2 separate regions of the Homo sapiens genome follow, and region 1 is linked to region 2. A link is a loop called in an ENCODE intact Hi-C map of the cell type or tissue named here. Cell type or tissue: B cell. All regions are shown on one strand. Links, peaks and the distances in the headings refer to the core of each region. The heading gives the core; the rest is flanking DNA. Region 1 has its middle 8.5 kb from the start of GHRH. Region 2 has its middle 6.8 kb from the start of BLCAP.

Region 1 (5,372 bases), core at 265-5,264, 260 kb after region 2:
AAATTCCTTAGCATGGCATTTAACACCCTGCACAGCTTGGCCCTAATGCATTGTTCCAGATTCATCCACATTTCTTGCCGCTGAAGCCACAGGCCCGAGTTTCCCAGTCTGTGGGACCTCGCACCTGTACCAGAATCACTTGAGGCCCTAGTTAAAAATTCAGAACCCTGGGCCCTACCCTGGACAACTGAATCTGGGGTCCAGGTCCGAAGCCCAGAAAGATGTGAGGACCCTCACTCCAGCCACACCAAATAATTTGTTGTTCACTAACCAGGCCTCCAAGCCTTTGCTCAGGCTGGATTAATTTTTCCTCTTTCTTCAAGATCCAGCTTAAAAGTCACATCCTGGCCGGGCACAGTGACTCACGTCTATAATCCCGGCACTTTGGGTGGCTGAGGCAGGTGGATTGCTTGACCCCACAGGTTCTAGACCAGCCTGGGCAACATGGAGGAACCCCGTTTCTGCAAAAAATACAAAAGTAGCCTGGCATGGTGGCACGTGCCTGTAGCCCCAGCTACTCAGGAGGCTGAGGTGGGGGAATCACCCAAGCCCAGGAGGCAGAGGTTGCAGTGAGCCCAGATCATGCCACTGCACTCCAGCCTGGGTGACAGAGTGAGACCTTGTTTCCAAAAAAAAGGAGCCAGACGAGGTGGCTCACACCTGTAATCCCAACACTTTGGGAGGCTGAGGGGGGTGGATTATTTGAGGTCAGGCATTCAAGACCAGCCTGGCCAACATGGTGAAACCCCATCTCTGCTAAAAATACAAAAATTAGCCGGGCGGTAGTGACGCGCACCTGTAATCCACTACTCCGGAGGCTGAGGCAGGAGAATCGCTTGAGCCCGGGAGGCGGAGCTTGCAGTGAGCCAAGATCGTGCCACTGCACTCCAGTCTGTGCGACAGAGTGAGAGCTTGTGCCCCCCTCCCAAAAAAAAGTTACATCCTAGGCAAAGCCTTTCCTGCTCCTTAGCAGGGTGAAGGCCACACCCACTCTGCTCCCACAGCTCCTTGTATGCACCTCGATTATAGACTGTGTATATCACACTGTGTAATTATCTGTTTGCCCACTTGTCTAGCTAGGATGAAAATTGCACCAAAGCAAGTCCACAGAATGCCTGGAGCCCCCAACTCGGTGAATGGCACATAGCGGCACTTGATAAATATCAGTTCATTTGAATTGTGCTTTACACTTCCTTGGCTCCTGGACACCAAACACAGCACTTAGCACCTGATGGGTATTATTACATCGATATCTGATGGATAAATTATCAAAGGATGGAAGGAGGCAGGAATAAAAGACAAAATATGCCAATAAATTAATGATGACTTTTCATCATCAATTAATATCCTGGAATGTTTGTGCATGCCTGGGACCATCTCTCACCTGAAGGACGTGGCAATTGGGTCAGAGATCAGATGGATCCTGGGACTTCTGGCTCCAAGTTCACGGGTGAAATCAGCAGACCAAAGTTCTGATGTTAATCAGAAATGTCACTATCACCATGACAAGTGCAAATGTAAAGTGCAGTGCCATCTTCCATTGCAGTGTCCTCACTTGTCACCTTTATCACTCCACCTCGCAGGACCCACATGGACCCTGCTGATACCAATCCATGGGAAATCAAGCTGGCAGAAATTAGCCCTGGGCTGCTGAGGCAGGGTCAGGGATAGCACTGTTCCGGGGCAGGCGAGCTTGTCTGGAGGCAGGCAAGCCCCACTCCTAACCCCGGCCTCTCCATGTACCGTCTGTATGAGATTGGACGAGTTACCCAATATCTCCAAGACTCAGCTTCTTCCACCATGAAATGAGAGCACTATGTGTTCCTAAGGCTCAAGGTTGTTGAATGAGATGAGATCACGTATGTTACGTGACTGGCATGTAGATGTTACTGCTAGACTGCGGAAATCCAGGACAGCTAGACTCCGTGAGTCATTGGGTGGTGGTGACTGGGGCTGACCCCAGGGGGACAGGAGCTAGGCAGGGAGCCAGGTCTCACTCAGCCATGGATTCCAGGTTCTGGGCCTTAGAAGAGGTTCCAGCTTCAACAGGGCCCAGCCACTGGGGAGTCAGGAGCTGGGGGCCTGGGTGTGGAGGCTGCTCTTCCTTCTGCTCTGTGGCCTGGGTGTTCAGGGACTAAACCAGGCAGGGTGGGAAAGGCCCAGAGAGTGGGAGCTCCAGACCCTAGAGGGAAACCCCAATGACTCTGCTTCTAGTCTGGAGTGAGGGCCGTTTGGCCCTGACTCAAACCTGAGTTTGCTGCAGTCGAGGCTATTAGGGTTCCTTTAACTGCACTGTAACCACAGAGGGGAAGTAAGACCGTGAGATAACCTGGCTCTGACATGGGAAGTAGAAACTGGAAGCTGAAGTCCCAAGCAGGCCTTGACTTTTGCCTGTGGACACTCAAATCATGGGAATTCTTCTCACTGTGTCTGCAGGTCCTGTTGTCACTAAGATCCCCCAACTCAGAGATTCCAAGCGAGGGCGGTCCTCCCTGTAGACACCCCCTCCTTGCTGGTCTGAGCTCTTCTTGCCTGATGAGCCAGGCTGAGGGAGACTCTGTAGGATGCACTTCCTTTTTTTTTTTTTTTTGAGACAGAGTCTTGCTCTGTTGTCCTAACTGGAGTGCAGTGGCATGATCTCGGCTTACTGCAAACTCCGCCTCCCAAGTTCAAGTGATTCTTCTGCTTTAGCCTCCCACGTAGCTGGGATTACAGGCGCATGCCACCAAGCTCAGCTAATTTTTGTATTTTTCGTAGAGATGGGGTTTCACCATGTCGCCGAGGTCGGTCTTGAACTCCTGGCCTCAAGTGATCCACCCACCTCAACCTCCCAAAGTGCTGGTATTATAGGCATGAGCCATTGCGCCTGGCCAGATGCCCTTTCTCCTGTGGGCTTTCTCCTGAGATCCTGGGGCAGGGCTGGGCTTGGGGCAGGGCTGGGCTTGGGGATCACACAGTCTTCCCTATCTGGAAACATAGCTGAGAACCCAGGGCAGCAACGGTCAGGGAAAGATGGGAGGAGGCGCAGGTTGAGTGGCCGATGAAAAGGTGGCATGACAAACTTGACCTGACCCTTTCGTAGTCCTGGGATTTCACAGCGAACAAAGCCCCACAGGCGGGGCCTCTGGCATTTGGTAGCAAAACCTGACAACTCCAATGACTGGGGAACAGCGACATCTCCCGGCTGTCTGAGGCCATGGCCCTCCTACCTGATCAGAATCCCGGGCATTTAGACACCAGGGTGCCTAATGCCTTTAGAATCCTCACAGATTTTAGCCTTTGATTCAATTGGTCCAGAGTGGAGCCTGACATTCTGCATTCCTAACAAGCCCCCAGGTGCTGTCAATACTGCTGGTCTATGGACCACACTTTGATTAGAAAGCTTTAGAGGGCTCAAAGATTTGGTCCCAGGCATCCCAAGGGTCTCAGGAAAGGAGACAATTTTCTGCATATAAAATTATAAAATCACTCAACCACAGGCAAGGCCAGGGAGGGAGGATGCTTCTTGAAGAGATGGCCTCCAAGGGGGCTTTTGAAGTATGGTCATATCTTCACCAGGGAAAGGTTACCCGAGGATCAGCTGGGGACAGCCTCCTATGCAGCAGGCGTGGCACCTGCACCAAGTCTACCAACTCAAAAAACAACCTGGTTAGTGTGCCTAATTGACTTGTGGCAGGCCCAAAGATTCCAAGCAAGGTGAATGTTTAAAATACTCATGGGCCAGGTGCAGTGGCTCACGCCTGTAATCCCAGCGCTTTGGGAGGCCGAGGCAGGCAAATCACTTGAGGTCAGGAGTTCAAGACCAGCCTGGCCAACATGGTGAAACCCTGTCTCTACTAAAAATACAAAAATTAGCTGGGCATGGTGGCTTGTGCCCATAGTCTCAGCTACTTGGGAGGCTGAGGCAGGATAATTGCTTGAACCTGGAAGGCGGAGGTTACAGTGGGCAGAGATCGCGCCACTGCACTCCAGCCTGGGTGACAGAACGAGACTGTCTTAAAAAAAAAAAAAATTAGTGCCGGGTGCGGTGGCTCACGCCTGTAATCCCAGCACTTTGGGAGGCTGAGGTGGGTGGATCACCTGAGGTTGGGAGTTCGAGACCAGCCTGGCCAACATGGTGAAATCCCATCTCTACTAAAAACACAAAATTAGTCTGGCATGGTGGTGCACGCCTGCAATCCCAGCTACTGGGGAGGCTGAGGCAGGAGAATCGCTTGAACTCGGGAGGTGGAGGTTGCTGTGAGCTGAGATCATGCCATTGCACTCCAGCCTGGGCAACAAGAGCTAAACTCCATCTCAAAAGAAAAAAAAAATTAAAATACTCGTGGGAGTAACATTTCCAAGGAACCCAGAGTTGCTTCATTGATTTGCTAAGTACAATCAACCTCATCTCTTCATTAAAAGAGCTCTTCTAATGACTTTCCCAGATGCAGACTTTTTGAGAAAGAAATGAAGCTCTGAGCTGCCATCCAATCACAGGCCCTTCTGTTTGGGTAGGACCCTGTGAAGCAGGGGAAAGGACCACATCATCTCCATTTTACAGAAGAGGAAACTGACACTCAGGGAGGTTAAGTGACTTTGCCTGAAGCCACCTAGCAAGCCCACACCACTTAAACCTGGTCTCCTCTGACACAGTACCCTGGAGCACTCAGACACCTGCTGCTGCTGATGCCACAAAAACAGGCCTAGAAGGGCAAGTGGGGAGGGTCAAGAGAATCTGGGAGTCTGGGGTCCAGGCCTCTGGATCCTTGCACAGTGGCCTTGGACTGGGAACACTGCCATCAACCAGGGAGGGGGATGAAAGCAGCTTTTACAAAGCAGGGTCTGAGGTCCTCAGACAGGCCCCCTTTGTGGACTTCCTTTCCCTCCCCACCCCCATGCCGGCTGCCAGTAGCATCGCCCTCATTGAATGGCTGGCTTGCACACACTGGAAATTTGCAACACAAATGCACGGCTTGTCTCCCTCTCCACAGAGCCTCACTGCCCCAGCCTTTTGGGGCCTTTTAAAGTCTGCCTTTCTCTGGGGTACTTTCTTTCTTCAGCTCAAGCCCCCAGCCCTAGATGCAGCCACAATCACTAATTAACGCTGGGTTAAAACACGTCCTGGGAAAGTGAGCTGGGCGGCCACCGAGGCGTTCTCATCATCACTCAGAGGACAAGGACAAGGCGGCGGTGGGAATCGGTGGAAGGGGCTGGGTTTTCATTCTCCGGGTTCTTTCTGGCTCCCCATCCTCCCCCACCCCCCGCCCCACTATGCTCTTTCTCAGTGGGTTTGAGAATTTACTGCAAATAAAGCCTGTCACCAAGATGGCTCCCAGCCCTCCCCGCCACCAGGCTGCCACCAAGCAGCCCGTTTTTTCAGAGCTCAGCTC
Region 2 (5,372 bases), core at 95-5,094:
AGAAATAATCAAAAGTATCCTCTTGAGCAATAAGTATTGAAAAGCACTCTGATTTCTGTTATTCTTTTGTTGACTCTTCAGAAAGAGTCATTGGCACTATCCCATACAATGGCCAGGGCAGCAGAAGCCCAGGGGTCTCTTTGAGCAACACTGACACCTATTACCGCCTCCCATTCCTGTGTCAGGGGCAATCTCCTGGGATAATCTGAGACAAACAGAACAAAAAGGATTCTCCATCCTCTGGGCAACTGAACTCAAGATAGTCTGCCTAAATCTGCTCTTCCCTAGGTTTTACTCATTTCAGTAAATCCATCTATTTTTCAAGCCAAAATTCCAAGATTGATCCTTGAGTCCTCTCCTTAACCCATCAAAGATAAAGGAATCTGAGTGAGCACAGACGTAAGCCATCATGTCTGTTGCAGAGACCAAAAGAGCAGGTCAGTGTGACTGAACCTCTGAGAATGAGAAGGGAGCAACTTGGGTCATGGTCATATCACACAGGGTCTTACAGGCCAAGGAGAGGAGCAATGGATTGGTTTTGTTACTGGTGGTGAATCCATATGGGTCTGCAGCAACTTCAGTTCTTGCCTCCTCAGAAGACAGAACTCAATCCAGGTGGCATAAGTGAGAAACCAAGGCAAGTTTCCAGAGCAGGAGTGAAAGTTTTGTAACTGCCCAAGGGGTTCACCTTGCCTGCTGCCTATACAGAACCGATATCAAGACACAGGAATTGAAATTGAGAAAGTAATTCACACGGAGCCAGCTGTGCGGGAGACCGGAGTTTTATTATTACTCAAATCAGTCTCCCCGAGCATTTGGGGAGCAGTTTTTAAGGATAGCTTGATAGGTGGGGGAAGCCAGTGAGCCAAGAGTGCTGATTGGTCAGAGATGAAATCATAGGGAGTCGGAGCTGTCTTCTTGGGTTCAGTCAGTTCCTGGGTGGGGGCCACAAGATCAGATGAGCCAGTTTATTGATTTGAGTGGGGCCAGCTGATCCATCAAGTGCAGGGTCTGCAAAATATCTCAAGCATTGATCTCAAGAGTTCAGAATCTTGAGCCTCCAGCTGCATGACTCCTAAACCATAATTTCTAATCTTGTGGCTAATATTAGTCCTACAAAGGCAATCTAGTCTCCAGGCAAGAAGGAAGTCTGCTTTGGGAAAGGGCTGGTACCGTCTTTGTTTAAACTATAAACCATAAACTAAGTTTCTCCCAAAGTTCGTTCGGCCTACACCCAGGAATGAACAAGGACAGCTTGGAGGTTCGAAGCAAGAGTCTGTTAAATTGGATCTCTTTCACTGTCTCAGTCATAATTTTGCAAAGGTGGTTTCAGGTTATTAAAAAGCTTTAGAGCAGGAATGAAAGGAAGTAAAGTACACTTGGAAGGGGGCCAAGCTGGCGACTTGAGAGAGTCAAGTGTGTGGTTTGACCTTTGACTTGGGGTCTTATACGTTGGCATGCTTCTGGAGTTGCGTTACTTCTCCCCTGATTCTTCCCTTGGGGTGGGCTGTCTGCATGCACAGGGGCCTGCCCACACTTGGGACGGGCCGCATGCGCAGTGTGTTTACTGCAGTTGTACACATGCTCACTTGAGGCATTCTTCCCTTACCATTCGAGTGTTCCTAGAAGGCCACATACCACTTAAACCCCACCATTTTGCCTCATAGTGCGCATTCTTGAGCCCACTCACCCAACTCCTGTGATCTTATCAGGAAGCTGCTGATCACCAGTTTCAGGTGTTTCAGTCTACCACCTTTTCTGACGCCAGCTGCAACCAATTATTATTTTAGAGAGACAGTTTTAACAACCACCTGACCATCACCTGATGGTCGCCTGAGAATCCTGGTGGGTGGGGAGGCAGGGGGAAGAGCTCTCCTGCCCTGACCATGTCTGACTAACTACCTACTGAACAATTTAACCCATCAGCAAGTCCTGACAGCCCTGCCTCCAAAGAAAGTCACAAACTAGCCTACTTTCCTGTATCACCACTGCCTTCATGCTTAACCAGGCTACCACCACCCAGACCTGCCTCCACCTCCCCACCACCTCCCCACTTCCTCTCTCGCTCTCCAATCCATTTACATCAGCTACAGTGATCTTTTAAAAATGGAAGTCGTGGCCAGGAACGGTGGCTCACGTCTGTAATCCCAGCACTTTGGGAGGCCGAGGTGGGTGGATCACCTGAGGTCAGGAGTTTGAGACCAGCCTGAATTCTGGCCAACATGGGGAAACCCCGTCTCTACTAAAAAAATACAAAAAATTAGCTGGGCATGGTGGCAGGCACCTATAATCCCAGCTATTCATGAGGTTGAGGCAGTAGAATCGCTTGAACCCGGGAGGTGGAGGTTGCAGTGAGCCGAGATTGCACCATTGCACTCCAGCCTGGGCAACGAGAGCGAGACTCAGTCTCAAAAAAAAAGCAAGTCAGATCAGATCACTTTCCTCTTTAAAACCTCCCACTGACCCTCCCATTTCTTTAGGATTTAGATGGACTGGAGAGCAAGAGAAGAAGTGGGAAGAGGTGATGGGGAGGTGGAGGCTGGTGTCTGGGTGGTGGTGGCTTGGTCAAGCATGGAGGCAGTGGTGATATAAGAAGATGGGCTAGGTTGTGACTTATTTTGGAGGCAGGGCTGTCAGGACTTGCTGATTGGTTAAATCAGTCAGCCTAAGCTGTGAACTAAGACAGTTCACACAGCTTTCAGTTTCTGGCACATGGTAAGAGCGTGATATATAGTTATTGCTTGTACTATTAATAGGTTGATGGAAGTTTAGTAAGATCAGGCAGTTCCCCATTTTACCATTAGGTGTCACCACAGACCTGGCTAAAATAGCATACTTGCTTCCCATCTGAGAAAGCCCTGAGAAGTGTGGAACAAAAGGGCCTTAGAGTTGGGAACATTTCCCAAGGTCAGGAAAGTAGGTCAGGGATTTAAACCCAGTTGTCCTGACACCTTAAAAGCCATGGTGGGGAGAGGCCCTCCCTGCCAGGGCTCCCACAGTGCCTCCAGTCCCCAGGATAATTTTACATATTTGTAACAATAGGTAATTAAGGGTACTAACTATGTAACCCGTGCTAGTCTTTTATTTTTTGAGATGGAGTTTTGTTCTTGTTGCCCAGGCTGGAATGCAATGGCGTGATCTCTGCTCACTGCAACCTCTGCCTCCTGGATTCAAGTGATTCTCCTGCCTCAGCCTCCCTAGTAGCTGGGATTACAGGCGTGCATCACCACACCCAGCTAATTTTTGTATTTTTAGTAGAGACGGGGTTTCACCATATTGGCCAGGCTGGTCTCGAACTCCTGACCTTAGGTAATCCACCTGCTCTGGCCTCCCAAAGTGCTGGGATTACAGGTGTGAGCCACTGCACCCGGCCAACCAGTGTTATTCTAAGCATTTTATAACACAAACTCATTGAATTCCCACAAATGATCACATGAGGTAGAGTCAAATGTGTCCCCATTTCACAGATGGAGAAACTGAGGGACAGAGAGGTTTATTAACTTGCTCAATGACATACAGCCAGTAAATGTAGAATGGAAATGAACCCTTGCATTCTGGCTGCAGTCTGCGCCATCCTGGAGCTTACTCCATTCTCTGGTCACCTTGGTAATAATGTTTTTTATCCCTTTTAAAATCTTTTGATATCACATAGCTTCTTTAGTGCTTTAACATTTAACTATTGTTCCATTACAGGTAGAATTTCCTGAATATATAAGTATTGGTAAGGAGATAATGTTGATTTTTTTTAAAGTAATTGTCAAGCAGACTGATGTATAGGAAAGTAAGTATTGTGATTTCACAAAACATTGTTCTATTCATAACATAACCATTTCCTGATTCTTTATCATTTAGCCCCAAATTTGCCATCCAGTCCCAACTGAATTCCATAGACCTGGTTACCAGCTGAATCAGAGACTTGGAGGATACATGACAAAGGGAGGAGCTCGGTCTAGCCTTTCAATCATTCACTTATTCATTCAACAGTTACTGCCTCTTCCTTCCTACCAGACCCAAAATGAACCCTGCCCTCCAAGAGCTCACGGTCTCATGGGGGTTAACAGACAGAAAATGCACATGCATTGGCATTGCATAATTGCCCATCTCTCCAGACTGTCTGTAGTGTCTTTTTAGAAAACATATATATATTCTTTTTTTTTTTTTTGAGATAGGGTCTCCCTCTGTCACCCAGGCATTGTCACCAGGCACTGCACCCAGAGTGCAGTGCCATGATCATGACTCACTTGCAGCCTCAACTTCCCGGACTCAAGCAATCCTCCCACTTCAGCCTCCCAAGTAGCTAGGACCACAGATGCGCACCACCACGCCCAGCTAATTTTTTTATTTTTATTTTTTGTAGAGACAAGGTTTCACCATGTCACCCAGGCTGGTCTCAAACTCCTGAGCTCAAGTGATTCACCTGCCTCGGCCTCCCAAAGTGTTGGGATTACAAGCACGAGCCACTGTGCCCAGCTCTTATTCTCTTTTCTATCTTCCATGCCTAGCACAGTGCCTGGCACATTTTAGGTAACCAAAAAATATTTGATGAATGAATGCAAAGGCTTCATGGAGGAGGTGGCATTTGATCTGGGCCTTTAAAGACTGGGGAAGATCTTGACAGATGAGGACAGGGGACAGGGGACACCACCTCAAGAAGAGTGACAAGGTCATTTTACAAAGATCATCCTGGGCCAGGCATGGTGGCTCATTCCTGTAATCCCAGCACTTTGGGAGGCCAGGCAGGCTGATCACCTGAGGTCAGGAGTTTGAGACCAGCCCGTCCAACATGGTGAAACCCACCTCTACTAAAAATACAAAAATTAGCTGGGCTTGGTGGTGTGCACCTGAACTCCCAGCTACTTGGGGAAGCTGAGGTGGGAGGATCGTTTGAACCTGGGAGGCAGAGGTCACAGTGAGCTGAGATCGCACCACTGCACTCCAGCCTGGGCTACAAAGTAAGACTCCGTCTCAAAAAAAAAAAAGAAAAAATCATCCTGGGTGGAAGATGAAGGTTCTGGGTGAGACAGGCAGCAGAGAGACCAGTGAGGAGGTTGCTGCAGGGTTCAGGGGAGAAGGGATGGTGGCCTGGACCAAACTTTGGCAGTGGGGACAGAAAAGGCCTAAAGGAAATTCAGGAGCAATGGGCAAGAGTTGAGGAGTATGGAGCAAGAGGGAGCAGGAGTCATGGGTGACTCCAGGTGTCTGGTGGGTGGGAGCAAGTTGGGGAAGCCTTGGTAGGAAGTTGAGTTTGGCTCAGCAAAATTTTAGGGCAGAATGACCTTCCAGGTCTCTCAAGTCAAAGCCGGTGTTGATGGTGTTTCCACAGCCTGGAACTGAGCTGGGAAGGTGGAGCAATCTTGAGGACAGAGGGGAAA

What was found. Peaks named below come from ENCODE experiments on the same cell type or tissue, not always from the same donor. Only the 100,000 strongest peaks of a DNase experiment are listed, where the experiment ranks them.
Region 1: a loop joins it to region 2, with 22 times the contacts of the local background. A loop is called at or near these places in 107 of 110 quality-filtered maps.

What each region holds. Positions count from the first base shown.
Region 1 is chr20:37,267,662-37,273,033 of GRCh38, reverse strand. No RefSeq gene overlaps it. Among named protein-coding and RNA genes, the nearest start is that of GHRH, 8.5 kb to the right of the region's middle. RefSeq lists enhancers at 2,480-2,549, 4,063-4,610, 4,611-5,157. In B cell, for the core only: CTCF peaks have their summits at 2,977 and 3,177 (motif pointing left); DNase peaks (open chromatin) are centred at 2,333 and 3,173; H3K27ac peaks cover 1,235 bases.
Region 2 is chr20:37,532,040-37,537,411 of GRCh38, reverse strand. No RefSeq gene overlaps it. Among named protein-coding and RNA genes, the nearest start is that of BLCAP, 6.8 kb to the right of the region's middle. In B cell, for the core only: CTCF peaks have their summits at 2,618 and 2,828 (motif pointing right); a DNase peak (open chromatin) is centred at 2,771; H3K27ac peaks cover 324 bases.